Regions from separate parts of the Homo sapiens genome. Here region 2 is linked to region 1. A link is an interaction called in ENCODE POLR2A ChIA-PET data of the cell type or tissue named here. Cell type or tissue: CD4-positive, alpha-beta T cell. All regions are shown on one strand. Each heading gives the region's core, and the rest is flanking DNA. Links, peaks and the distances in the headings are about the cores only.

The links. ChIA-PET counts read pairs that join two places held together with the same protein. Peaks named below come from ENCODE experiments on the same cell type or tissue, not always from the same donor. Only the 100,000 strongest peaks of a DNase experiment are listed, where the experiment ranks them.
Region 2: POLR2A ChIA-PET joins it to region 1 with 5 read pairs; 2 of 35 experiments call an interaction of 5 or more read pairs at or near these places.

The regions. Positions count from the first base shown.
Region 1 is chr6:149,199,993-149,216,532 of GRCh38, reverse strand. No RefSeq gene overlaps it. Among named protein-coding and RNA genes, the nearest start is that of TAB2-AS1, 49 kb to the left of the region's middle. RefSeq lists an enhancer at 3,322-3,441. In CD4-positive, alpha-beta T cell, for the core only: no CTCF peak of the experiment used is centred there; DNase peaks (open chromatin) are centred at 5,392 and 5,912.
Region 2 is chr6:149,506,861-149,518,058 of GRCh38, reverse strand. PPIL4 (peptidylprolyl isomerase like 4) reads left to right here. Exons shown (of 13, transcript NM_139126.4): 11 at 609-705; 12 at 5,757-5,904. It also overlaps the pseudogene RNU7-3P. Among named protein-coding and RNA genes, the nearest start is that of ZC3H12D, 27 kb to the right of the region's middle. In CD4-positive, alpha-beta T cell, for the core only: no CTCF peak of the experiment used is centred there; no DNase peak of the experiment used is centred there; H3K27ac peaks cover 481 bases.

The DNA of each region.
Region 1 (16,540 bases), core at 3,589-7,588:
ACACCTGGCTGAGTGTTTTTCCTTTCTTTTTTTTTTTTTTTTTTTTTTTTTTTTGCAGAGATGGGGCTCTGCCTTGTTACCCAGGCTGGTCTCAAACTCCTGAGCTTAAGTGATTCACCTACCTCAGCCTCCCAAAGTGCTGGGAGAGCTTTATTTTCAAATAAAGGGCAAGACATTTGATTCGGAGGAGAGATAAAAGAGAAGGTGCCCCCAGATCTTGCTGCTAGAGTAATGCTTGAACCCAGCAGAAAACCCTCCTTCTCTGTAGGAAACTGGCAAGTCTATATTTTTAGCACCTAGCAACCTTGTATGACATACTAAGATTGCCCTCCAATGATGCTATCTCCAGGGAGGGCCGTTTAGCTAAGCAGAGCATGGGCCTCCTTGGCTGGAGCACTGACTTTGCCACCACAAGGCCTAAAGTTCCTTTCCAGCTCTTCATAATTTCTGGAAAGCCACCTGATTTCTCAAATCAGGGATAATTTATTATCAATAATCTGAACATTACATATGGTTTGCAGAGCAGCTGCATGTGTATTATTTCATTTGATTTTCATAACAACTCTGAAGAGAAGTGGTGAGCAAAATGAAATTAACACATATGGCTCTCAAATGCTAGGTGTGGCTGGTTTGATACTTTGCTGTGTACCATCTCATACAGTCCTTCAGCCATCCCGGGAGGTAGGCCATTATTATGTGCCTATTTTAAAGATGGAAAAGTAGACTCAGAGAACTTAAATAATCTGTCCAAGACCTGACGACTCACAGCTGGCATGTGATATTGCTTGACCTTGAACCCCATCTTCTGAAATCAGTTTCAGAGCCCCTCTCACTATTGTTCAGCCGTGGGTGCCCACAGAATGCACAAAAAGGAAGTAAACACTGGTGGATGTCAAGGACTTGGGCGGAAATCATCCTACCCAAATTCCAGAGCTACTGGTTCAAATAAAATTTAAAAACAACAACAGTCCCTGAAGAGAAGTAACCTGTGCAGGAAAACCGAGGGGCCTCTCAGTGGGTGCAGATCAGGCCTGGACATGTAGGGGCTCAGTACACCCTTCTTTAGTAATGGAGACCTGTGGCTGGGGACGGTGGCTCACACCTGTAATCCCAGCACTTTGGGAGGCTAAGGCGGGTGGATTGCTTGAGCTCAGGAGTTCGAGACCAGCCTGGGCAACATGGTGAAACCCCATCTCGGCCAAAAATACAAAAATTAGCCAGATGTGGTGGCATGTGCCTGTGGTCCCAGCTACCTGTGAGGCTAATGAGGAAGGAACGCTGGAGCCTGGGAAGTTGAGGCTGCAGTGAGCTGTGATCATGTAACTGCACTCCACCTGGGTGACAGAGCCAGACCCAGTCTCAAAAATAAATATATAAATAAATATATTTTTTAAGAAAAACAGTGAAGGCCTGTGTTCCTGATGGAACAGTGAACCTAACCAAGAAACAGTTGTTAATTTATTCATTCACCCATTCAACTGACATGTATTGAGAGTCACACTGTTCAGATGCAGGACACAAGAAGGCTGATGTCCAGTGACTACTTTGCAGTCAGGCCAGCTGAGGGTTTACAGATGGGCATCCCTTCTGATGGGTTGGAGTCTATGCCAGACCTGTTGTTAAATAATTTGGATACCACCACTAGATATAGTAATAAACAAGTTCCTGCCCTTGGGGCCTTATACTTTCATGAGGGGAGAGAGCTGATTTAAAGTCAGGCAGTGGTAAGAGCCATAATACCAATAGGACAGGGTGATGTGATGAAGGTGCATTAGGCATGGTAATCCTGAAAGGCTTTTCTGAAGAGGTGATATTTAAGCTGGCATCTAACATCAGGAGGGAGCCGGCCTCTGCAAGAAGGGCATCTCATGGAGAGGGAACAGCCACTGCGAGGGTCTGAGGTGGGAATAAGGCTGGTGTGTTTGAGACAGAAGGAAGTTCAGTGTGACTGGAGCACAGAGGGTGCGGGAAAGACAGGGGTACACAGGAGGAGTGGGGAGGGTGTGGCTGATTCACACAGGGCTCTGAAAGTGTTTGAAATTTCCTCTAAGTTTCAAGGAAACCATCGGAGGGTCTTAAACAAGGAGTGACATGATAGGATTTATGTTCCTAGATGATCACGTGGGTTGCAGTGTGGAGAATGGATTCTAAGGGGGCAAGACTGGATGCAGGGAGACTTGCTGGGAAGTTTTATAGTCATCTGGAGACTGTGACATGGACTGTGGAGACAGCCATGGTGATGGAGTGAAGTGGATTGCTTTGGGCTATATATTGGGTATGGAGTTGACAGCTGATTTGGACATATTGGAAAGGGAGAGGAATTGTGTTTGCCTCCGAGTTTTCGGGCCTGAGCAGTGAAGATGGAGAAGAGCAGGAAAGAGCAGGTTTTTCTGTGTCAGATAAGTTAAGTTTGAGATGCCTGTTAGATGAGTAAGTCAATGTGCTTTTATGTGCAAGACTTGTGGTATAAAAAGTAAACTACATAGATAACATGAAGAATCTCAGTCACATGATTGTAAAGGATTTCTTAAGGCTATTGCTGTGTAAGTGTGATAACATGTCAACACTCAGGGAAACTCTAAGGTGGTTATTAATTTTGGAGGCTATGATGTGCGCAGGAGAGTAGTAGAAGAGATACAGGAGAAGCTGGTGAGAGCCAGCTCATGAGAAGCCTCGTAAGGAGATGATGGGGGAACTACTGAAAAGATTTGAATGAAGAATGATGTGACCACATTGAGTGTTTTAAAAATCATTGTGAATGCAATATGCAGGAAAGATTGGAGGGACGTGAGGCTGGAGTCAGAGTGAACAAGGAAGATTTATTGCCATTGGTCCAGGTGATGGATGACAAAAGCTGGAACTCAGCTGATGACCACACAGAGGAAGCAGAGTGAGCAGATGCAAAAGATTTTCAAAAGACAGATGTGACTGTATTCGGGGATCTTTTGGCTGTGAGTGTGACAGTTTTCAGCGTGGGCGCCTGGGTAGATGCTGGGGCAATCAAATGAGATCCAGAGCATAGGTCCATGAGGACAGGGGTGGATCTTATTCTATTCTGTTTTTCTGGTGCCAACCCTTGTGCCCGTTTTCACTCTGAGGAGCTGATTGGCTTTAGCCTTTCCACTAAGTTCTTCCTCATTCAAGAAAGCCTTGTTCAATGAATTAGCCGAGAGCTAAATGGGATACCTGGGGCAACAGCAACATTTAAGAAGGCATTAAAGAGACTTGGTAGGTGTTAGGGGAACCAGAAACCTGGAGAACCAGGAACCAGCAGAATGGAAAGTGAAGAAATGGTCAACAGCCGTACTGAATGCCAAGGGAAGGTCAAATGAGACAGGGATTTACAAGTGTTCTTCAGGTTAAGGCAGCAGCAGTGTTAACCAGAGCAGCTTCAGTGGTGCAGCGAAGGTGGAAGCCAGGCAGTGGTGGGTGGAGGAATGAACAGGACAGGAAGTGGAAAATACTTGGCTGAAAAACTTGTGGGCAGTGTGGACAGAGTTGGGAGTTTTCTCACTCGTTTCTCAGTTTTCTCTGTGAATTAGGAGGAAGCAGATAGTCTACTGAAGCTGAAGGAAGCCATGTGGAAGATTTAAAGTCAGCAGTCAGTTGAAAAAAAGAGTTTTAGAAAACTCAACTTTGAGAAGTAGAAAACTTTGATAGAGACTTGAGTTTGACCTTGAGTTAGCCAAAGTGCAGAGACATGAAGTCTTCTACTTGAGGTCATAGAATATGTCTCTGTCTGAACTCAGAATTAATCCTGGGGGGAAGAGGGTACACTTGAATGCCTCTGCTCTTGATTTTGAGCTTGGTACCTTTGGACTTCGGTTTCATTTAGTATTCCAGGTCAGGTCAGTTTGTTGTTTTCCGTTTATAGGGTTGATTCACTTTAGCACTTCCAGTAAACACAGAATAGCTTGCATTTGGACTTCTATCCACTGCTGACACCAGTAGAGGCTGGGAGGCTGTTAGGCATTCTAAGTGCGGCCCTTCAGAAAGAGACGTTACACTCTTGTTTCTTCTGATAGATGTTGGTAGCTGTCCAGAGAAAAGTTAAAGTTCCCATTGCTTTTTCCAGAAAGAGTAATGGGGAGCCCTTGTGTTCCAGCCAACAATCCCTCTTCTCAATAAAACAAATAGGTTCTAATGCTGGCAGCGTTCGAAGCTGTTGCTGAGAACATAAAGGCTGCTCTGTCTCACTCCGTGGTAAATATACAGCAAACATTTAACTCATTACTAGATAAATCACACTGAGATGACTCAGAAGAAGATGTGTCTGGTACCGGCTTTTAATTTTTTTTTAACCTTGATGAATATATTTCTCCTTTCTTGACTAATTCATTCGCCAATACTTAACTAAATGTATTTAACAACAGCAATTTAAACAAGGCAACTAATGAGAGAGATGAATTGTTTAAGGAAAATATGTGGCAGAGATTCTTCATGCTCACCCAGTGGTCAGGTGTCCCTCTCCCTTTCCAAGCCTTCATGGGCCAGGTGGGTCTTGGACAATTCTGGCCAATGGGAAAATGGACAGGAGTGAGATGAACATTTCTAGGTAGGCCTGGCACTGAAAATCTTCCTGTGGATCCTCTAGCTCTCTTTTCCCTTCTATGATGATCATGGAGACCATGTGCTGTAGTTGGAATATATTTAAGATGGAGGAGGGCCGCCCAATTTGTATCAGGCACTATGTGATCAAGAAGTAAGTCTTTATTGCATTAAGCCATTGAGATTTCTTTTTTTTAGAAAACTGTTACTGACAAAGCCTATCCCAACCCAATTAATACATAAATCAAATGATATCACCTTATCAGGGAAGACAAGGTCCTTTATAAGTCCCCAGAGATAGCAGACGCCAGAAGGAAATAGAAGAGTTATCTATCTCAGAGCTGTCTAGACAAAGGTCTGCTTTGACTTAACAGCAGAGTCTATACATCTGTAGAAATTTCCAGAGGTCTTTGCATTTAGTTGTTATTGTGGACTATAGTATATTTCTTTGAGGCTTTCAACCATCAGCTAGCAGTCAAAAGAATGACCATTTATGGTCATTTACTCATGTGCTGGCATTTCCCAAGGCCACATTCGCCTATGAGTAAACAGTGGTTGTGATCACAATAGCCTCCCACGGTTCCCTATCTCTTTTTGCTGCCCAGTGGTACAGGTCCTGTTATGGGGCATCTCTATAGGATGCCTCCCATGCAATACTGAACAAGTCTGATCATCTACAGCTCTCAAATGTCATGCTCATTTGTTCTCTTCTTTTGTGGCAGGCCCCTCCATGGGGTACTAGGTTTCTGCCAGGTATTCCTTCCTGCTCACCCTGTACATGCCTATTGCTGAGTCTGTCTGAGGCCATCAGGGACCACCTGTAGTTCGGCGTTACTTCCGTTTTTGCTGGGCACAACCGGTAGATAAACTTAGTGAGAACACAGTGCTGTACTCAGACTTACTTCCTCCTACAATGACTAAGTCAAGTCATCTGTCTCTCATTTTCTTCACTTTTAGAATACATTTTATCCAAGAGACTTTTGTCAGGTCCACCTCACCAGTTTTCCAGATACATGCCAGACACGTTGAATCTAGCCCTATTTATGAGGCAAACAGTGAGCCCTGTGACACCTGTAATTATCATTCTCTTAAACATTTTGTTAATGTTGATGTTAGAAGTTTACTAAGCTTCCTAGGAGATTCTTAACCATTTTTCTTCACTCTTTGACTCTCTTTGGCCTAGGCCCTTCCCATTTTGTCTGCATGACTCCAGGAGGGACAGTGCAATTTGGAGATTAGGAAACAGATGACTAGGGACTCTGGGTCCCCTCACTGGGCCACAGTCTGGATAACACCTTCCTGCTATCTACCCACTACAAATAGAGCCCCAGACTTAGTGTCACACTCTGAATCTGGGGTTATGTCTCGAGGACTCCAGTCCTTTTCTGCCCATTTCTACAACATATGACTCATCTAAATCTGCTCCCTGCAACCACAGCTAGCAACAAGCTGGTCTGAGAAGGCTGGCTTTGCATGGGATTGTCTCTGTTGTTTGTCAGTCTATTTAAAACACTCAGTACAATTGTCAGGAAATATGCTTTGACTGCCTGGAAGAAAAGCAGGAGTAGTAAGCAAGTCAGTGCTTTGAAAAACCTACAAATATCTAAGAAGCCCTCTCAATCACCTTTTGTTTATATCCAGATATGCAGAGCCTTATTTGACCTATTTCCTCATCAGCAATGGATGTGTTTTATTGAGGTCCTCCTACGTGCAAGACATTCTATAAAATTCCTTGCATGTATTTTCTCATTTTTCATGAAAACTGTGTTGACTAAATGTTATCTCTGTTTGGCAGAAATGGAGATTGAAGTTCAGAGAATTTAAGTACAAGTAGTAGATGGCAATGCTGAGACTGAAACCCAGGTTTATCTTTTTCTTAAGCCTATGTATTTTTTTAAAAACTATGCTGTGCTGTTGTAGATGAAAGTTTCTAATCACTCCAGCACTACTTATCTACCCTGTGCAGCTATGCCTGGGCTTACTATAAATGTTCAGAGCAGTCTTGAGCCCTTTCAGCTCTGTCTCTTCCATGCCCTCTGCCAATGTGGAGGGGTAGATGAGCCTCCTCCTTCTTACTGGTCTTGGACAGCAGGAGTAGGAGTGAGGATTAAAAATAATAGATCAAATGCACTCACACATCTCCCAAGAACGAACAGTAGGATATGGTTTGGATATTTGTCCTGCCCAAATCTCATGTTGAAATGTAGTCCCCAGTGTTGGAGGTGGGGCCTGGTGTTTGAGCCATGGGGGCTGATGCCTCATGACTTGGTGCTGTCCTCACAATAGTGAGTGAGTTCTTATGAGTTCTGGTTGTTTAAAAGTGTGTGGCACCTCCCCAACCCCTGACTCTTTCTTTTACTCCCACTGTCACCATGTGAGATGCTTGCTCCCCCTTTGCCTTCTGCCATGATTGTAAGCTTCCTGAGGTCTCCCCGGACATCATGCAGATGCTAGCACCATGCTTCCTGTACGGCCTGCAGAACAGTGAGCCAATTAAATCTCTTTTCTTTATAAACTACCCAGCCTCAGGTTTTCGTTTTTTTTTTTTTTATATATAGCAATGCAAGAATGGCCTAACACACAGTAATTCTCAAAAATATCACATTTGGAAAGAGTGGCATATTTCCTAACATGAAACACCCTCTGCATGGATTTCCCCCATCCACAGTGTAACATGTAAAGCAATTACTTAGTCAATGGGTAGTGCCATTACCTTCTTTATTCACATGCCTGCTTCAAAATTCTCCACTCTTTCATCTCTACCTTCCCCCTTCTATGTCCAGGAAATAAGACTTGATATAAAATCACTTGTTCCTTAGCTAGACAAAGACCCAGTCAAATCTTTGAAATTAGTGCTTAAAACATTAAAGAAGTAATAGAGGCGGCCGGGCGCAGTGGCTCACGCCTGTAATCCCAGCACTTTGGGAGGCCGAGGTGGGTGGATCACGAGGTCAGGAGATCGAGACCACGGTGAAACCCCGTCTCTACTAAAAGATACAAAAAATTAGCTGGGCGCCGTGGCGGGCACCTGTAGTCCCAGCTACTCGGTAGGCTGAGGCAGGAGAATGGCGTGAACCCAGGAGGCGGAGCTTGCAGTGAGCCGAGATCTCGCCACTGCACTCCAGCCTGGGTGACAGAGCGAGACTCCGTCTCAACAACAACAACCAAAAGTAATAGAGGCAAAAGTTTTACAACATTCAAATAGCACAGAAGGAGAGAAAATAAACCAAAATAAGCCCATTCCTGCCTACCCTAAGTCTAAGTCCTGAGAGATAATTTTTATTTATTGATGTTTTAAATAATTTTGGTGTCTACTGTAACATCATTACACTAGAAATATGCTTATAGTTCCTTTTGAAAACAACATTGGATGGTATCTACTGGCTGCTCACTAAGAAACGTGAAGGATTTTGCACACAGCTATTATTTCCCACACACGTCTCCTGACAGTTGTGCTGCGTTTGCAGGGGGAGGGAAGGGGGGCACTGGGGTCTGCTCTCTTATCCCATTGGTGGTCCTTTCAATACTTGCCTTGATGTCTGCCCCCTGGCACACTCCTGTTCTCTACTAGTTGACTCAGAGCTTGGCATTGCCTGAAGCTTGATCAGTCAGGGGTCTGTCAGGAAAACAGAACTTATGCCAGGTAGTTCAATAGAGAGAATTTAATTAGGGGAATTAATTATAAAAGTCTTGGAAGAGCTGACAGAGCAAACTGAAGAATGAAGCAACTCAGATTTTAGAAGCAGAGGCGAGTTGGAGGATGGCATTCACAGAGTTTAGCAGCTCTGGCCCCCTTGCTGCATACTGGGAGAGCCTCCCAGCTACAGCAAGCCTTCCAGAAGGAACTAGAATCATGGAGTAGATGTAGCTGCTACTGGAAACACTGCCCAAGGCAGAGATAGAGGGGAGAATCACCCTGGCTTCTTCGGTTCTCCCTCCTGCCAGTCCCTTGCTAGTGCCTCCCGTTGGTTGACATCAGCCAGAAGCCAGTTTGGCAAGGGAGTCTGGAAAATATAGATTATAGGAGTTAATACTTTGAGACACAGAAAGAGCAGAGAGAGAGAGAGACAGAGAGAGAGAGAGAGAGTAGGAAATTAATCTGAACGCAAACAGGTGAATGATGGTGCTACAGGTTAAATTGTGCCCCCCTAAAAGATAAAAGATATGTTGAAGTTCTAGTCCCTGCTACCTCAGAGTGTGACCTTATTTGGGCATAGGGTCATTGAAGATGTAATTAAGATAAGATCATATTGGAGTAGGATGGACCCTGAATCTAGTATCGCTGGTGTCCTTATAAGAGGAGAAGGCTAGGCTCAGTGGCTCATGCCTGTAATCCCAACAGTTTGGGAGGCTGAGGTGGGCGGATCATCTGAGGTCAGGAGTTTGAGACCAGCCTGGCCAACATGGTGAAATCCTGTCTCTGCTAAAAATACAAAAAAATTAGCCGGACATGGTGTTGGGCACCTGTAATCCCAGCTACTTGGGAGGCTGAGGCAGAAGAATCGCTTGAACTGTAGAGGCGGAGGTTGCAGTGAGCTGAGATCACGCCGCTGCACTCCAGCCTAGGCAACAGAGTGAGATACCATCTCAAAAAAAAAAAAAGAGGAGGAGAGGAGGAGAAGAGATGAAGACACACAGAAACACACAGGGAGAACCCATATAACCACAGAGGTAGAGACTGGAGCGATGTGTCTACAATGCAAGGAGCGCCGAGGACTGCTGGGAACCCCAGAGGCTGGGAGAAAGGCACAGAACATATTTTCCCCCAGAGCTCTCCGAAGGAACTAACCTTGCTCGTACCTTTATTTCGAACTTTTATCCTCCAGGACTGTAAGAAGATACATCTGTGTTATAAACCTCCCTGTTTGTGGCACCAGTGCTTGGTTATGGCAGCCTTGGGAATCTAATGCAGATGGGCACAGGGCTCTTTGGGGAAAAGAGTTGTCATTCCTTGCTATGATTTTGTATCAATATGATCCCATGTATTTGGTTTTCAGGAATATGTCAAAAACAGCACTCAGTACTGTTAAGAATTTATTCTACTTGTTCAAGTGTTATTTAAGTGGGATTCCATGGAAAGCAAGTAAATACATGCACTTAATCTGCCCTCTTAAAGCAGAGCCTACTGTTCTATGTGAACCTGGTTAAATGTTTAGGGCATCTGCACTTCCTCCTGTCCAGCAATGGCGTCTTCCAATCACACATACAGAGAACACTGGGCGTATCATATATAAAACAAAATTTTGGATTAAGAAAACCACTACATTCCCTTTATTGAAGATGTAACTTTTGCATCTTTTATGTATTTATTGCTATAACTTGTCAAGTTAATTGAAATGCTTAGGGCATAACTATAAAGATAACTATCTCATCTCTAAAGAGACCTGGTATGTCTTTAAGATTTATATTATTAAGTTGTCATATTTCATTGTTAATGTTATTGAGAACAATAGTATTTAATATCCCTTATACATAACCAATGTTGGATAATCTCTCTGCTCCTTCTGACAGCTAATCTGATTCTCGGTGTTCCTAGAACTTCTAAAAGTTCTTGAAAGAACATCAGTAATCACCACCACCACCACAACAACCCATGTGGTACAAACTGCCTGAGACACGACCATTGGCACTAAGAAAAATTACTGGTTGTGTACCTGCGGACCCCCCAGGTTTAAAGGGGCCATGGAGCCACACAACATCTAAAGTTCTTGTATGTTCTTATCATGGGCCCTGAATCAGCTAATTAGTAATTGCTTTGGATAATCTTGTCTGATGGGAAGAAAATAAAAGCAGTCTTATGATACATGATATTCCCTCAAAATGACAAATACCAAAGATTTAGAGAATGTAAAATCATTATTTTAAATGGCATTCTTACATGGGCTCGTGGTATTGAAGTGAATGGTTTTTAAGATCTAAAAGAAAAGAAAAGTTATCCAGATCCACTCTTTTATCTGTTTTAAATTATTTTTCTCCACCTCCATGAGAGCAAAATGATTTCCGATGGAAATACTCCTTGCAAAGGTATATTTTGCTTTTTTCTACATGAGAGAAGGAGAAAGCAGGGACTTACTTAAAAAATCCTTTCAACAAGACCTTCTATACTGTGATCTGATAGGGCTCTTGCACATATTTGTTTATTTTCCTGCATTCATGGGGAATGGACTTGGTTTGTTGAGATAATCCCATTTGTGAATGAGGTTTAAGTTGGCAACATTTGCTTGCATTTTATTTGGAAGTTGTAATCTGTACAATACTTGTATATTTCATAGGAATGGGAATTATTGTCTGGCTTCTGCAGTGTCTGTACCTCAAGGCCTGTAACACTGTACTTAGTAGAGGACTGATCGTTGCTTGTGTGTGAGGCTGGGGAAAGAACCAGCCTAAAGACTTTGAGGGAATGGTGCCTGGTGCTCACACAGGCCACCAGCCAGACTGGAAACCCTCCTAATGCATGGGCACTGGGTAGAGAACTCAAAGGGCTTGCTTCAGCAGTAGCACAAAATTAGCTCTCGATTAATGCTGCTCCAGACCCATCTAACAATATTAAAAACAACACCCCAAAGAGTCAAACTGTTTCCAAGTAATGTAACTGCATCCCAGAACAAAGCTCAAGAATATTTATAGGAATACAAGAATATCCAGCACCCAACATGGGAAAATCCACAATGTCTTGTCCATAGTGCCACAGTTCAGTGTTTTGTCTCAAGTCTGGATGACTCAAAAAATCTTGTCTTTCCACCATAAATGGAGAGTTATTATCCTGGATTGGAATACAAATAACTTTTTGTTTCACTGATCGGTTGAAAATTCACTAGAGAAGAGATATTTTGTGTCTCCTGAGGTGATCAATAGTAAGTACAAGCTCCTTCCATGAAGTTCTGCTGAAAAATTGAACCGGAATCTGATCAAGTCTCTAGATCCAACCATGCTCACAGGAAATACAGGGGATGGGGAGTATGTTAAATGACACCACAATGATGCAATTAGCCAAATTCAGAGCATGGGAAATTCAATAAGACAAATGACTTGGTTTTTTCAACAAATAGCATGAATAGTGATATGGTTTGGATCTGGATCGCCACCCACATCTCATGTTCAATTGTAATCCCCAATGTTAGAGGTGGGGCCTGGTGGGAGGTGATTGGATCATGGGGGCAGATTCCCCCTTTGGTGCTGTTCTCATGATAGAGTTCTCATGAGATCTGGTTGTTTAAAAATGGGTAGCACCTCCTCCCACCTTTCTCTCCATCCTACACCGGTCATGTAAGAAGGGCCTGCTTCGCCTTTGCCTTCTGCCATGATTGTAAGTTTCCTGAGGCCTCCCCAGAAGCCTAGCAGGTGCCAGAATCATGCTTCCTATACAGCCTGTAGAACTGTGAGCCAATTAAACCTCTTTTCTTTATAAATTACCTAGCCTCAGGTATTTATAGCAATGTGAGAACAGACTAATACAAATGGGGTGGGAAGGAGGGAGGAATGATATAGATTAAAAGAGACTTACATAACATATCGACCAAATTTCTTATTTGGACCAGATCCAATCAAGTCAACTGTAAAAAGATGCTTTTGAGACAATCAGGGTATTTAAACATTGAGTGGACATTGAGAATACATAGGAACTATATAAGGAATTATTTTTAAATTTTATTAGCTATATTAGTAGTAATTTGATTATATAAAATAAGAAGAATTCACTATTGGAAATATGCACTAAAATATGATGTTGAGAATTTGCTTTAAAACATTCCAGTGAAGAGGATGGTGAGAACTGCAGGGTGATGTACAGACAAAACAAGATTGGCAAAATGTAATTGTTAAGACGGGGTGACAGATACAAGGGGTTTCATTACACTATTCTCTCTACTTATGCATATGTCTAGATTTTTTCATAGAAAAATAATAGAACTTAAATGTAAACATTTAGTTTACTGTTTTATCACTTTACATTCTACTAAATTTCTTATTTTCCTCTCACTCATTGTGGCACTATAACTTCATTCTGTCTAAAAACATGTTAGCTCAGAAAAAATAAAACTATGTTTTAAAATGTCCCTATATTTTACACTGAAAGAAATAGAATTGCCTTATAAAATATTAAAAGACATACAAAATATTGTGATTTCTTAAATGATAATGTTAGCATCAGATAAATCACAAAATCAAAGCATGGAAGATTAAAAAAATCACACACGTTTTGAACGATATATTTTTCTAGTCTCCAAACCATTGTCTCTCAAACAGAGTGAGAGTCAGGAAGTGAAAATGAACCTTTAAAAAATAACCCTGCACTAAGCATGGTGTTAGATGCTCATCTATTCCTCTTACTGACCTTGTGAGATAGGAGATTTTTACAGACAAGGCATCTGGGCTCCAGCGTTAACCTGCTTGCTTGAGGTCCTGACAAGCTAGATGGGGGAGGCAGGCTTTAAATTCAGGCCCATCTGACTCCAAACCCATTTATTTCCACACGGCACCAGTAATTCAGCAGAGCCTTTTGATTGTTTGCTTTGTACCAGTTTCAAATCACATTAATTATTTCTAATTCCATATACAGGATAATTCTTTTGTGGTGGACAGGGAGTAAGGTTTTTCAGTTCTTCCGATATCACAAATGAGGGCTTGCTTTTTTTTTTTTCTTCCCCTGTTTTTCTCCTGGGGTTCCAGACCAGGTTTACTAAGAAGACAGCTACGCTTAGCAAAAGGAAGGGAGATGCCACAGAACCGTTAACTTAGGAGTAGGGAAAGCTGTGATTATCCCACCTTCCCAGCCCTGAAAACAGACTGCTGAGAAGGCTGCTTTTCCTTTATCTTCTCTTCCAGCACTCAGGATTCAATGCCCCAGCACCTGGCAGTGGGTGTTAATCTGAAGAAGGAGACGAGCACTTAAAGACAAAGAGAACTCCAGGTGCAGAAGAGGTGGGGCCCTGGGTCTGAGAAGGGTTAAAGAGAAATTATTCTGACATTTGTTAAAAATGGCAAGGAAGGCTTTCTTCAACACTACTGTAATAGGGGAGAGAAGTTGAACTCAACTCTAGATACAACAGAAACAAGAGGAGGTGTATAGCCAACAGGCAGCTGAGGAGGTGAAATGGAAAGTTACCAAGAGGAACTTGGTTAGATATCAAGGGTGGGATTTTGGATAAGCTGCCTTAGCAGGACTTCTTTTTTTTTTTTTTTTTTTCTAAAACTGGGCTCAGCAGGCCAAGGCCAGGACTAAGGATGAGGCCTAGCTGTGGGCTCAGAGGAGCCTGACTAAAGTTCATCCAAGACAGGAGTCCTTGCCAGGAGGAGAAGAGATTCCAAGGTCTGGAGGATCGAAGGAAACGGAGGATGGGTGGAAGGTCAGAGTCAGAGAGGTCAACTGGCTACAAGGGAGTGACCACATGGTCACTCAGAGAATCAATTACCAGGCCTGCACCCTGGGAAACTGGGAAAGGCACCTGGAATACAATGGGACAACACCTGGAGTAGGACCCATAATAGAATGCATGGTTCAAATTCAAAATAAAGATCTGTTTTACGTATTTTTCCTATACTCTGTGTATGCTCGGCTGGCTAACAGTAGGCCATGTAGGGGATATTGACTGCCCCCTCTTTTCCACACGCCAGGTGTAGTGCATGGGTAGTATTTTGAAAGGTTATCTTATTTTTAACATTAATTGCACTTGCTGACTTCTCTGCAGACACCTGTCCTTAATGATGAGTCAGCTGTTTAGAACTATACCTAGACCGTTTTAAACAGCATTCTCAAGTCAGAGGAGAGAGCTACACACAAAGCAAGGAACTGCAGTTTCCAATCCTCACAGTCATTGGCCATTGGTCCCAGGAGTCTCCAGTCCATGACAGCTGCTGACCAATATCTAAAGATGGGTGAGGATAGACGGGTAGATTGTGCCTGTGTTGACTCCTCTCTTGCTAACTCTCTGTTACTTTAAGTTATTTAATTATGAGCAACATTCTTCTGGAAAACTGCTGATGGATTAAAAATATGATGCTTTGTTGAGCCTATGTTGAGTGCTGTTGTCCTCCTAGGGTAAGCCATAGTAAAGCCTGAGAAGTCCGCCTCCCTACCTACTAACAAAAGAAACAAGCTACTGAGCATCAAACAGCAGCTTAGGACCTTCATTTTCTTCCATCAAGTCATTTAAAATTTGTCAATGAAGTAGATTACAGGGTTACATCAGAAATCCCACAGGTTATGAATTCATTGAAATGGATTTCTATTCATTAGCAATGCCTAACTTCAGGGAGTTAATTATGCATTTTTATTGATGAGAAACAAACCAGACGAAAATGAATGTGGCGTTTGAATTAAGTGGGGAGTTTTCTTGTTGTTGTTGATGTTTTGTTTTTTATAAAACCTTATTCCAAGCAATGAAGATAAGGACCTGGTTCAAATGATTCCTCCCAAAATGCACTTGGTTACTATTGTTTCCAGAGCTAAGCAGAGAAGCTCCAGGGAAATGAAATCTTCCTCCTTCCCACTGTTCTGTTGTCTTTGAAAACAGCAGAACTGCCAAGATCAGCAGTTTGAAAGCTTCCTTTGAAGTGTTCCTCATGCCTTTTTCATTGGCTTGAGCAAAACAAGTACCTAGACTGTGTGCCCAGTCCCCAGGGGGGACACCTGGGGGGTCAGGCAACCAGCGCAGCTTAACGAGCAATGGCACAGTGAAGACAGGGAGCTGCGGGTGCCAGGGTCGGATCTGGGAACTCAGGCTTACCGGGGAAGTCACTACCAATACTTTTCAAAAAATGACGTGGATCTGGGGTAGAACAGGGAGGTGGTCAGGGGCCCTGTGTGCACATCGCTGGCCTAGAACTATCACTCTGGGACCTGGAACCTCTGGGCTATCTTTAAAGTACACATTTGATGGGTGGATAAGTGCAGCAAACCACTGTGGCAGACATATAACTATGTAACAAACCTACACGTTCTGCACTTGTATCCCAGAACTTAAAGTAAAATAAAAAAAATTTTTTTTAAGTTCACATTTGTCAAAAGGATGGAATATGCCCTTTAATTTATAATTGTGGAAAAAAGCAATATCTGCCTCATAAATATGAAAGAAAATGTTTCAAGATGCAATTAGGGAAAAAAATCTTTTCAATCTTCTAGGGAATAGATGAAAAGACACTGGAAATGAACAAAAACCAACTAAATGAGAAATGCAGAGGCTATTTATTCAGAGATTGCAATTGCGAAGGAGTCAGCCAGTGTCACTGCATTTGGCAGAGAATCAAAGGCAGGCAGAGGACTGGGAAGGCATTTAGTGGAAAACAGAGAAGCTTCCCATGTGCCCCAATTGAAGGCTGTTGGTAGGGGGAGCTGCAGGTGGGCTATCTAGGAGCCAATCACTCATGTGATTGGCTAGGGCATTCCCTGGTTGGTCCTAAATTGGAAGTGGGGACAAAAATTAGGGAAGTTATCTATTATTAATCAAGTCCTGGGCACTTGGGGCTGATTGTTACAGAAGTTATTATTTACCTTTTTGGATTGTTTAAAGAGATAGCAATCTGGCTTCCCAAGTCAGACTTACAGCAGGCTGGCTTCCTGGGTTGTTTATTGGAGATAAGGGGTTTGATTTCCTGAGCAGGTTGTGGGTTAGAGACCTGTTTTTATATACAGTCTGGCTGTTGTCTGATGATACATTCAGTCTCTCAACAGTAACCCCAAACAAGGAGAATGGCAGGTGGGAAGAGGAGCTTATGAGTTAAGCCATGTCATTTCTTTAGGAAGACACTGTAACTGCGAGTTCATGATATGGATAAAAATTGAAATTGATATTTCTTTGTGCTTTATAACTCTCATGAGTATTTGATTTACTCAGCCACGTGGCTTCTAGATCTACATTCTCCCATGCTTCTCTCAGGAGGGACCTAGCACCCTGCCGAATGGGAAGAAAGGGTGCTCCTCCACCCTGCCTCAGCTTGTGGGCTCCAGAGATCCCTTCCTTGGAGACAAGGGCAACCTTGGTTTGGAAAGAATGGA
Region 2 (11,198 bases), core at 4,836-8,835, 300 kb before region 1:
CCTCTTCTATTTGCCTGATGCTCTGTTGCCATTTAGCAGAGTATCTCTTGTTAAATCTTTTTTTTTTGAAACGGAGTTTCGCACTGTCGCTCAGGCTGGAGTGCAGTGGCACGATCTCGGCTCACTGCAACCTCTGCCTCCCAGGTTCACGCGATCCTCCTGCCTCAGCCTCCCGAGTAGATGGGATTACAGGCACACACTATCTCGTTAGATCTTTAAAAGGTCTCTTAAAGTCTCACTTCTCTCAAACTTAGGTCTTTCAGATCTTAAACTCAGGTCCCAAATCCTCAGTTTTCCACTGGACTTAATGTTCTCATGGGCTCAATGGCTCTACTTGAACACGGCATTTGTGTGTAATTTATTTGAAAGTTTGATGTTGTAATATTCACATATATCGTTAGGTGGCAGCATGTGGCTACCTAGCAAAAATGGATGTCTGATTTCAAATTAGTAATGGAGATGGAATTACTATGATTCTTTTGTTCCCTTTCTCTGTCTCTCGATATATGCCATTTATAAAATAGCTCTTATGCTTTTTATAAAATAATTATTGTTCTTGGTTAGGTGGTTTTTTTACTAAGCTCTTTTTTTCTTTTCTTAATAAATAGGTGGGAAATACACCAAGAGTGATTTCAAGGAGTATGAAAAAGAACAGGATAAACCACCTAATTTGGTTCTGAAAGATAAAGTAAAGCCCAAACAGGAGTATCCTTACCAAGAATCAGTTAGTTAATATGTATTGACCATCTGCTATGTGTAGAGTACTGTGTGATGTGTTATGAAAAGTCACAAAAGCTATAGAAGACAAATTTCCTGAATCCAGATTGTTTGTGAGGAAGTAACTTAGTTTATCATTATCTCTTTTCAAGATCTTACATATACTTTGCTTTTTCACTATACTCTAGTGTATGGAGAAAGTTAAGGTTGAAAGAAATCTGTAGCCTAATTCTTTTATTAATACTTTCCTACTCTAGGTTAAGTACTTTCCTACTTATCATATTCTCAGAAGATCTTCAGGTAAGATTTGTATTTTCTTTTTGGGGGGGCTTTCCTGCAAAAACCGGAAAGCCTACTAGACAAATTCTAAAAGAGCTGTAACACTAGCTTTGTATTTTCTATATGTAATTGTAATGTTTTCTATTCCTCATAATCTGAAATTTATTATTGCTAAGCTGATTCCTTTGTGCTACCTGCTGTTATGTTTAACTTCCTTACCTAGATAACAAAATCCTATTGTTCTCTGTTACAATGTTAGGTTACTTCTTTCGGTATAGTATATTGTAATTTCAACAACAAATATTTATTGGGCTTCTACTGAGTGCAAGAGTTCACTTTTGTAGGATTAAAAAGAAATCCATTGACTTGACCATTTACTTCAGGTTCTTCCAAGTTTTAGGTTGAGACATGTAAAAAGTAATGAAACATACTGTTTATATTATGACATTTAAATTGGTTCACTAATTTTTCCCATTATAAATATATCACTCCACACATTGCAAGAGTTATTTCTGTTGTGATTCTTTCTGGTAAATGGTGTCTTTGTTTCCTAGTTTCTATTGGTATTTCAGGGATTTTTTTTTCTACATATGTAGACATTTCTTTTCCAAGTACTCATCAAGAAAGATGAATATCAGGTTGACCTGGTCTATATTCATGTTTTAAGATGTGTTGATTGTCTGCAATGTATAAAGCATTGTGAGGTGTTAGAACTGGATAAAGTCTGAAGAAAGCTGATAAAATCAGCATAAGGAGAGGCTTTCACATGCAGACAGACCAAATAAGAAGCTGAGATTTGGTCAGAAAAGATCAACATTCAAGGGCATATGATTGAAAGCTCAAAATCATAAAAGTTATGAATGGAATACATTTGATATTTATTTACCAAATCTTTGAAATTAAATTTAGGCTTATTACTAATAACTATAGCTGGAAGAAGGGGAATTTTAAGTTTTCTTTAATTTTAATTAATTGAAACAACCACACATATACTTATATGGAATAGTGTAGCTTCTAGCCTTTTGAAGTTGATGCAAAAGAGAGAAATGCTGTTAGGGGATAGTCTGATGTGCAGATAAATTGTCTTAAGTCAGTTAAGAAGGCATGGTGGCATCTACTTTATGGGCCTTAAGAGAAAGAGAAATTAGTGAAAGTATAGATTATTAATAAGAAGAATCAAAAATAGAAGTAGGAGAAGGAAATAACTTGGCCCAACTAGACCTCAGGGAAGAAATTGGAGAAAAGATGGCAGTGAGCTCACAAATTTGTGTTTTATTCAAAGGGAGAGGGATTTGATGTCTTCTGAAAGTGTTGATTTTAGTGATAAGTACAAGATAGTGGGTAAGTGAGGAAGCAGGAGATACAACAAGTGTCTTGAGGGTATGACAAGTAATCAACAGATACTTAGTAAGCATCTGTCACATACTCAGTTTAGCAATGAAAGATATTCAGTTCCTGCCCACATAGAGCTTACATTTTGCTGTTGGAGTGGGGAAAAAAAACCAGACATTAAATAATTACCATTCTAAATACGTCTAAATTATTGCAAATAAATATTGCAAAGAGATATGGGACTCATAATAGGGGGCGAGAGGTTAGAGAATACCCTCAACACTGAAAAAAGTGGCATTAAAGCTGTGACACTAATATGGGAGATAGGAGGGCTGAGGTGGAGTGCTGTCTTCTTTCGTATGATCCATCATTTAAGAAATAGGCTGGGTGCAGTGGCTCATGGGAGTGCTGTCTTCTTTCGTATGATCCATCATTTAAGAAATAGGCTGGGTGCAGTGGCTCATGCCTGTAATCCCAGCAGTGTGGGAGGCCGAGGTGGGAGGATTGCTGGAGCCCAGAAGTTTGAGAGCAGCCAGGGCAATATAGCGAGACCCGGTCTCCATTTTTTTTTTCTTAAAAAAAAAAAAAAAATTGGCTGGGTGCAGTGGCTCATGCCTATAATCCCAGCACTCTGGGAGGCCGAGGCGGGCAGATCACCCGAGGTCGGGAGTTCAAGACCAGCCTGGCCAACATGCAGAAACTCCGTCTCTACTAAAAATACAAAAAATTAGCCAGGCGTGGTGGCGGATGCCTGTAATCCCAGCTACTCGGGAGGCTGAGGCAGGAGAATTGCTTGAACCCAGGAGGCAGAGGTTGTGGTGAGCCAAGATCGCGCCATTGTACTCCAGCCTGGGCAACAAGAGTGAAACTCCGTCTCAAAAAAAAAATTAAAAAAAATACAGTTTTTGTCTTAACCCAATACAGTCACAGTACAAACATTCACACACACACACACACACACACACTTGAACCAAAAGATTAATAAAATAAAATTTTTTTAGGCATATACTGTATTTCTGTTTTTTTTTTTAAATGCTGTTGTGGCCCACTAAATAGATTTTATACCCCATTGATGGATTATAGTCATCAGTTTGAAAAACATTGCTCTGAGCCAGGCGCAGTGGCTCATGCCTGTAATCCCAGCACTTTGGGAGACTGAGGCAGGTGGATCATTTGAGGTCAGGAGTTTGAGACCAGCCTGGCCAACGTGGCGAAACCCTGTCTCGACTAAAAATACGAAAATTAGCTGGGTGTGGTGGTGTGCACTTGTAATCACAGCTACTTGGGAGGCTGAGGCAGGAGAATTGCTTGAACCCTGGATGGGGTGGTTGCAGGGAGCCAAGATCAGGCCACTGCACTCCAGCCTGGGCAACAGAGCAAGACTGAGTGCTCTGAAGAATTTGGACAGAGGGAGCAGCATGTGCAGAGCACACATTAGGATGAAATCATAGGTGGGAGCTATGGAATGTGTATCTGGAAAAGGCAAGATCCAGAAGATGCCCCGGAAACAGAGTAGCATAGTGAAAAGAGGGAAGTTGGAGATAATGGAGTCATAACCGAATGGTACGAGCTGACTAACCCTCTTTAGCCATCTCATGGGAAGCTAGGAGGAACAATGTCTTTCATTTGATCTTATGTAGAAGTGAGACATTCCTGTGGAAAGTGTTGAGTTGTGGCTTTGTGAAGCAGACACGAGCCTCTAGTCCTGAGGGAAGTGTGTCTGCGTTTACTGTGGTCCCACATGTAATTAGCATAGCTCTGCCTGTTGGGCTTCCTCATAACCTTTCTCTGGAAAACCACCATTCCAGCCCATGTCAGTCTTCCTCAAAATCCACCTTTGAGGTTGAGATTATTTTCAGCAGAAATCGTAACTCTTTTATATTTTCTCTTATTCTATTATAGTATATTTAAGAAAATACTTATCTCTGAATTAAAACATTAAAACATTTTTAACACATTTAGATGAAATTTAAAAAGATTCACTCGTAGCTTCATCACCTAGACACATGATACTTTTTATTTCTCCTTGTTTCTTTCAAACCTTTCTCTTATGTAAAGTTATAATCGTTGTATGGTATATGTTGTTTTTGCTTTAAGCTTTTTTCATGTTAATTTTCATAAACACCTTTCTAGGGTTTTTTCTGTAGCATTTATCGTTGTTGATAACTTCATTTATAATATTGTATCTTGTTGAAGTACTATAATGCATTTAAGTATGTCTTTATTACTAGATATTTTGTTGTTCCTACTTTGCTACTAAAAGTAATACTATTATGCATATTTTTTATATGTATATATATATATATATATATATATATTTTTTTTTTTTTTTTTTTTTTTTTTTTGAGACTGAGTCCCCGCTCTGTCACCCAGGCTGGAGTGCAGTAGTGCAACCTCGGCTCACAAAAGTCTCTACCTCCTGGGTTCAAATGATTTTCCTGCCTCAGCCTCCCGAGTAGCTGGGGTTATAGGTTGCGCCACCATGCCCGGCTAATTTTTGTATTTTTAGTAGAGATGGGGTTTCACCATATTGGCCAGGCTGGTCTCGAACTCCTGGCCTCGAGTGAGTCGCCCGCCTTGGCTTCCCAAAGTGCTGGGATTACAGGTGTGAGCCACCACGCCTGGCTTTTATGTATATTTTTGTTCATTTAACTGTATTCATAAATTCTTATTAGAATTTAAACATGATGGGCAGGTGTGGTGGCTCACACCTGTAATCCCAGCACTTTGGGAGGCCGAGGCGGGTGGATCACGAGGTCAGGTGTTTGAGACCAGCCTGGCCAACATGGGGAAGCCCCGTTTCTACTAAAGACACAAAAAATTAGTCAGGCGTGGTGGCATGTGCCTGTAGTCCCAGCTACTCGGGAGGCTGAGGCAGGAGAATTGCTTGAACCTGAGAGGCGGAGGTTGCAGTGAGCTGAGATCGCGCCACTGCACTCCAGCTCGGGCAACAGGGCAAGACTCCGTCTCAAAAAAAATAATAAGAAGAATTTAAACATGATAACTCGATATGCATTGCTGAATTTCCTCTTGATTGAACTAAAAGAAGAGACATACAAATGTACCTGTTATCTTATATAGCTTTTCTGGGCATTGGAATTTATAATAATTTTTTCTAGTTAAAGATGTCCCTCATTTTCTAAATTTAAATTTTTTAAATTATTGACAAATACGTTTATTTTTTCCTCCTAATTTTTTTGCCTACTAGTCTTTATTTTAAGATTGTTTAGGATTAGGATTCTTTCCATTTCTCCTGACTATATAATGAAAGAAAATGTTAGTTTTGTTTTAGAAATGTACTATATTCTTTTGAGATGCTTTTTGCTTTAGTTACTTTTAGCCTTATGACCTCCTTTGTTTACCAGATCTTAAGTTTTGATGTCTTACCAGTATTATTTATCACATTTATCCTTAACTAACTACTGCAGTACAAAATACGATCTTATATTAGATGAGCAGGCCGAAGACTCAAAATCAAGTCACTCACACACAAGTAAAAAACACAAGAAGAAAACCCATCACTGTTCTGAAGAGAAAGAAGATGAGGACTACATGCCAATCAAAAATACTAATCAGGTACCTCTAATGTCCAGACTTAGATGTGGAGAAATAAATATTTTATCCCTCTGTAAATGATGTCTTAGTGATATAATTTAGGAGGTAAGGGATAGTTCTAAGCAGAGATGGGTTTGTTCCTAAGAAGCAGAATGGTTGCACTGGGGTATGGGATTTTAATTTTCAAAAATATTTATCACAAATGATAAAAGATCATTTTTGACATAACTTAATGTATCAAATACTTCCACATTGTGAAGCAAGAGTGATTTCCGTACCTGTGGATACTCCTTTATTCCCATCAGAAACAAGTGTGGTTGTGCTGAAAAAGATTTTGTCATTTATCTGCTTAATTTATCACCAAGTGTTATGTATAGCACTTAAGGGCTCTTGAGATTTTACATCCTATAAAACATTTATATCCTGCTGTATTGTATATAAGAAAAACAGCACTGGTAATTAACTTTAGCATGCTAAAAGCTCTCCTGAACAGCACATTTAAAAAAAATAATAAAAATTCCCCAAAGAAAATTTATTGTGAAGAAAAGTGATTATTTCCAGCCTGTGCTTTGGTTCTTAGTTAAATAAAAAGCAATTTACAGGCTGGGTACGGTGGCTCACGCCTGTAATCCTAGCACTTTGGGAGGCCGAGGCAGGTAGATCGCTTGAGCTTAAGAGTTGGAGACCAGCCTGGGCAACATGGTGAAACCCCCATCTCGACAAAAAATACACACACACACACCTTGACAAAAAGTACACACACACACACACACACACAATTGGCCAGGCATGGTGGTGTGCACCTATGGTCTCAGCTACTTGGGAGCTTGAGAGGATCGCTTGAGCCCAGGAGGTAGAGGCTGCAGTGAGCCCAGATCATGCCACTGCCCTCCAGCCTGGATGACAGAGCCAGACCACGTCTCCAAAAAAAATTTTTTTTTTTTTTTTACATCAGAGCTCCTTGCTTTTGTTTTACCACATAGAAACATTTATGCTGGGCCCTGGTGGATGAGAAGGATTTCAGTGGGCTGAGGTGAGAAGGGAGGGAATTTAAGATGGTGAGAATGTTAACCAAAGATGCAGAAATAGAGAAATGTAGTATGATAGGCAGAGTCAAGGATTTGCTGTCAGGAGAGCTAGGTTTACATACTGCTGGCCATCAAAGTGACCTTGACAAGTTGTTTAACTTTCTGAGCCACAGTTTCATCCTCTGTGAAAAGTGAGAAATACTTCACAGGCATTTTGTTAAGATTCAGTGAAAAAAATGCGTGTGCAAACATTTTCTACACTGGTTATTATTGTTACTACTTTTTTTTTTTAACTGTTAAAGCAAATTACTAGTTTTAGAGTTACTTGGAATAGTTTCTCTCTGTGGTTATGACATTAACTAGATTCATATTTCAGTTAAAGTGTTTCTTTTCTTTCTTTTTTTTGAGACGGAGTTTTGCTCTTGTTGCCCAGGCTGGAGTGCAATGGTGCAATCTCGGCTCACTGCAACCTCCGCCTCCTGGGTTCAAGCGATTCTCCTGCCTCAGCCTCCCGAGTAGGTGGGATTACAGGCACCTGCCATCATGCCTGGCTGATTTTTGTATTTTTACTAGAGATGGAGTTTCACCAAGTTGGCCAGGCTGGTCTCGAACTCCTGACCTCGTGATCTGCCTGCCTCAGCCTCCCAAAGTGCTGGGATTATAGGCGTGAGCCACCGCGCCCGGCCCTGTTTCATTTTTATTTATTTATTTTTAATGTTTTAAGGGTTGCTTTAACAATTTTTTGTTTTGTAGTTTTAAAAACTGTTTCCAAAGTGAAATCTACAAAATGGTACATTTAGAGAACCTAGCTTCCATTCTTGTTCCCTCCCCTTTTCCTTCTTCCCTCTGTGGGTAACTATTTTATGTGTTTTATGGGTTATTGATTTAAAAAAATTTAGCAAGTAAATATTTGATATATGTAGTTAGCTCTTTGCTATAATCCAGCAGAGATAGAATTTCTTCTTTCTATAGCCCTTTAGCTGTTTAAAGATTGCCATCATTCATGCCTCATCCCGTTTTCAGGCCATACTTTTGTTGGTTCCTGCAAATATTTCTCACATGAATCGGTGGTAATAAAAGTAGTAGTAGGCCAGGTGCAGTGGCTCATGCTTGTAATCCCAGCATGTTGGGAAGCTGAGGCAGGAGAATCGCTTGATCCCAGAGTTCAAGACCAGCCTGGGCAACATAGGAGGCCCTGTCTCTATAAAAATTTTAAATAAAAGAAAAAAGTAGTAGTAGTTAATATTTTTTGGTCCTTACAATGTAAGGTGGGTTCTTTTATCCCCCTTTCACACAACAAAGTGAGAACAAAAATTGTTACTTGCCCATAGTTTTACACAGCTAGTAAGTAGTGGAACCACAGTTTAGTTTCATAGTTGAAACTAACTACTCTTAACTTGAAACATACTCCTAACTACTTTTGCTCGTCTTCTTACCTGGGGTATATTCTCATCAGTTTTCTTTCCTAAACTCTAATGTTATTTTAATAAAATTTGTCCCATAGTATAATATTCCAATGTGATCTAATAGGAACACATCTCCTCCTTCTTAAATGTCTGTACTCTATTACTTTAGTCTGAGGTCGCATCAGTCTTCTTTACTGGTGGCTGTATCACATTCCTGTGAATGTTTAGCATGTTTTCCACTAAAAACTCTGAATTCTTTCCCCCTCCATGTGCTGCTTTTAGCTCCAGCTTTTCATCCTGCACTTGTACATGGAACCGTCCATGAATTTAAGCCTGAGATAAATAAACATTGGTGTGTTTGAGATAATCAGAGGTCTAAAAAATTTCAGACTGGTTGTGTTTTTTTTGTGTGAGTCTTTCTGATTCTGCTGTTTGATTACTTGAAACCTTACAGTAGCAAATATCCTTCTCATTTTGCATGGAGTAAAAGCATCAAGATTTTGGGGGAATGCTATTAGTATTTTTAAAAAGATTTTAAGGCAATTTTAAGTTGAAATTTTAAGGCAATATTAACTATAAAATTATTAAATTCTGAATAATGATCTCCTAACTTCTCCCCTTAAAGTATATTAAATTTTAAAAAGTTTTGTACTTTGATTTAATGATATAGCTACATTAATTTTCTCTTCTTCCTAATAAAACTCAGCATCAGTATTTAAGATTTTAATGGCCCCCCGATTTTTTATTATTTTGTTTTTTATTTTTTAAAATTCATTAAAGAGAATTTTCAGTACTAGACAAATTTCAGCTATAGTTCATATTTTCCTGTTTGTCGGTGTTTTGCTTAGTGAGTCTGGTTTCCCAAGAGTATTTTAACTTATTTCTTCAAATTCTTTGTTTTTTATTGAGTAACTAGCCTTACTAATCAATTCGAAAACGTTTGTTTAATTTTCCACCTCATGTCTTAATTCCAGAGATGGTTTTTGTGTTGTTGAGGTTTGGGTTTTACTGGGGTTACAGGAAATGCGTATTCAGCTGGGGGTTGCCTTGCTGAGAAGTATTCATGCTGGTTGTCAGTTTTCCACTGGGGTTTTCATAGTGTTTGTATTCTTGACTGTACTTTTTCTGTCATTTTAGTGATTTAATGTTATCTTGGTGACTAAGATTTAACCAGATCTTTGATTTAGTCCCAGAGACTTGAGCAAGGATAGCTTTTAATTAGATTAGACTTTTTTTGATTGCTTATTTCAAGTCATTTGCTAGGTTAATTGCTTTAAATTGGCCATTTTGTGTTCTTCGTTTTTTCTTTTCTTTTTTTGCCACATGGTAGTTTAATCATCTTGTCTTATGTTTTAAATGTATAAATAATATAACTTTTAAAAATTCATACTGGAAAGGACCTAGACCTTATCTAATTCATTTATCTCACTTTAGATATGAAGATACTGATCCCACAGGCCCTTAGGCCTTTATAGTGGGAGAGCTAGAATTTTAACATTTATTTGGTTCAGTCAGGTGTTGGATTTTTTCCCCATTATTCTGTACCACTCCCCCCTTTTTAATTTTGGATGTCAAGTTAAATTATCTCCAACCTGTGCAGATCTCTTGAGTCTCAGTTTCCCTATTTCTAGAATGAGGATATTGCACTCCTAAAGCTCTTAGCACTGTGTTAGCATGTACTTGGAGGATCTCCTCTTACATGGCTTCATTCAGCCACTTTAACTTTTCCCCTTCATACATACAGGGCTCATTTTTCCTTGCTTTTCAGTTTTCACTTACACTACTTTCATTAGCCTTCTTGCAGCCCATTCAGACCCAAGCTCACTTACCCTTTGAGGCTCATCTGAAATCCTAACTTCTCCATGAAACCTTCTCTAATTATTCTAACCTTAAGAGTACTTGTTTGACACATCTCCTAAATGTCAAAGACTATTTGAACCCAGATCTACCTGACTTCAAAGCTTGTGTAGCTTTGAAAACTACTCCCGAGTAGGAGTGATTTTAAAGTTTCAGTCCAATTCAAATATTCAGCTTCCTCAAATTTTTAAAAGAATGAAGTGCTACATAATCTTTTATCTCTTCTATTTTAAATACTCAAAGCACTTAAGTGCCCATTTGTATAATAACATACTGAGGATTTTATAAATTTATACATCAGCCAGCAGTCTCGGCATTTTAAAAGTTTGTCTCAACCAATACAGAAATAAGTACAAGATGTACAGATATAATAGTATATGAATATTTCTATTTTGTATATGTTATAGGAAGCACAAAAATTCTTTTATCTCAGAATGTCATATTTTACTAGAAAATTGATGGCAAAAGGCTAAACCAAAATGCCTACTCATTTTTTCTACCTCAGGGACTCTTATAATATGACAAGAACTATTGGGATTGTGTGGAAAATCACAAATCAGTTTATAATACTGTATTACACAGTGTGATTATTACTATAACAATCCTGTTACATCTGTTTTCACACACTGTCAAACTCAAGGTGTACAGTATCTAGACAGTATATGGAATAACTAATAATTTGCTTAAAACCCAGTCCTTAACCATGGGTATTCATCACTCTGAATTTTAAGCCTTGACATTTATGTCTGCTACAGTGGTATCTGGTGATAGAGTTGAGACCCTTGGGAGTTTAGTCCTTAGAATTTTCCTTTCCTTTGGGCAGTCTTAAGAAAGTTAAATTTTACAAAGTATCTCTTGAAAGAGCATTGGCTGTGGTCTAAGAGTAGAATTAAATGTAGCAATTTTATTATCTTTGGGGCAAAGGATTCTACCAGTGTTTAAAAACTCATTTTAAAGAAATATAATAATTTTGACATAAGCCTAATCAGCTGAGTGAGGTGGCTCATGCCTGTAATCCCAGTAC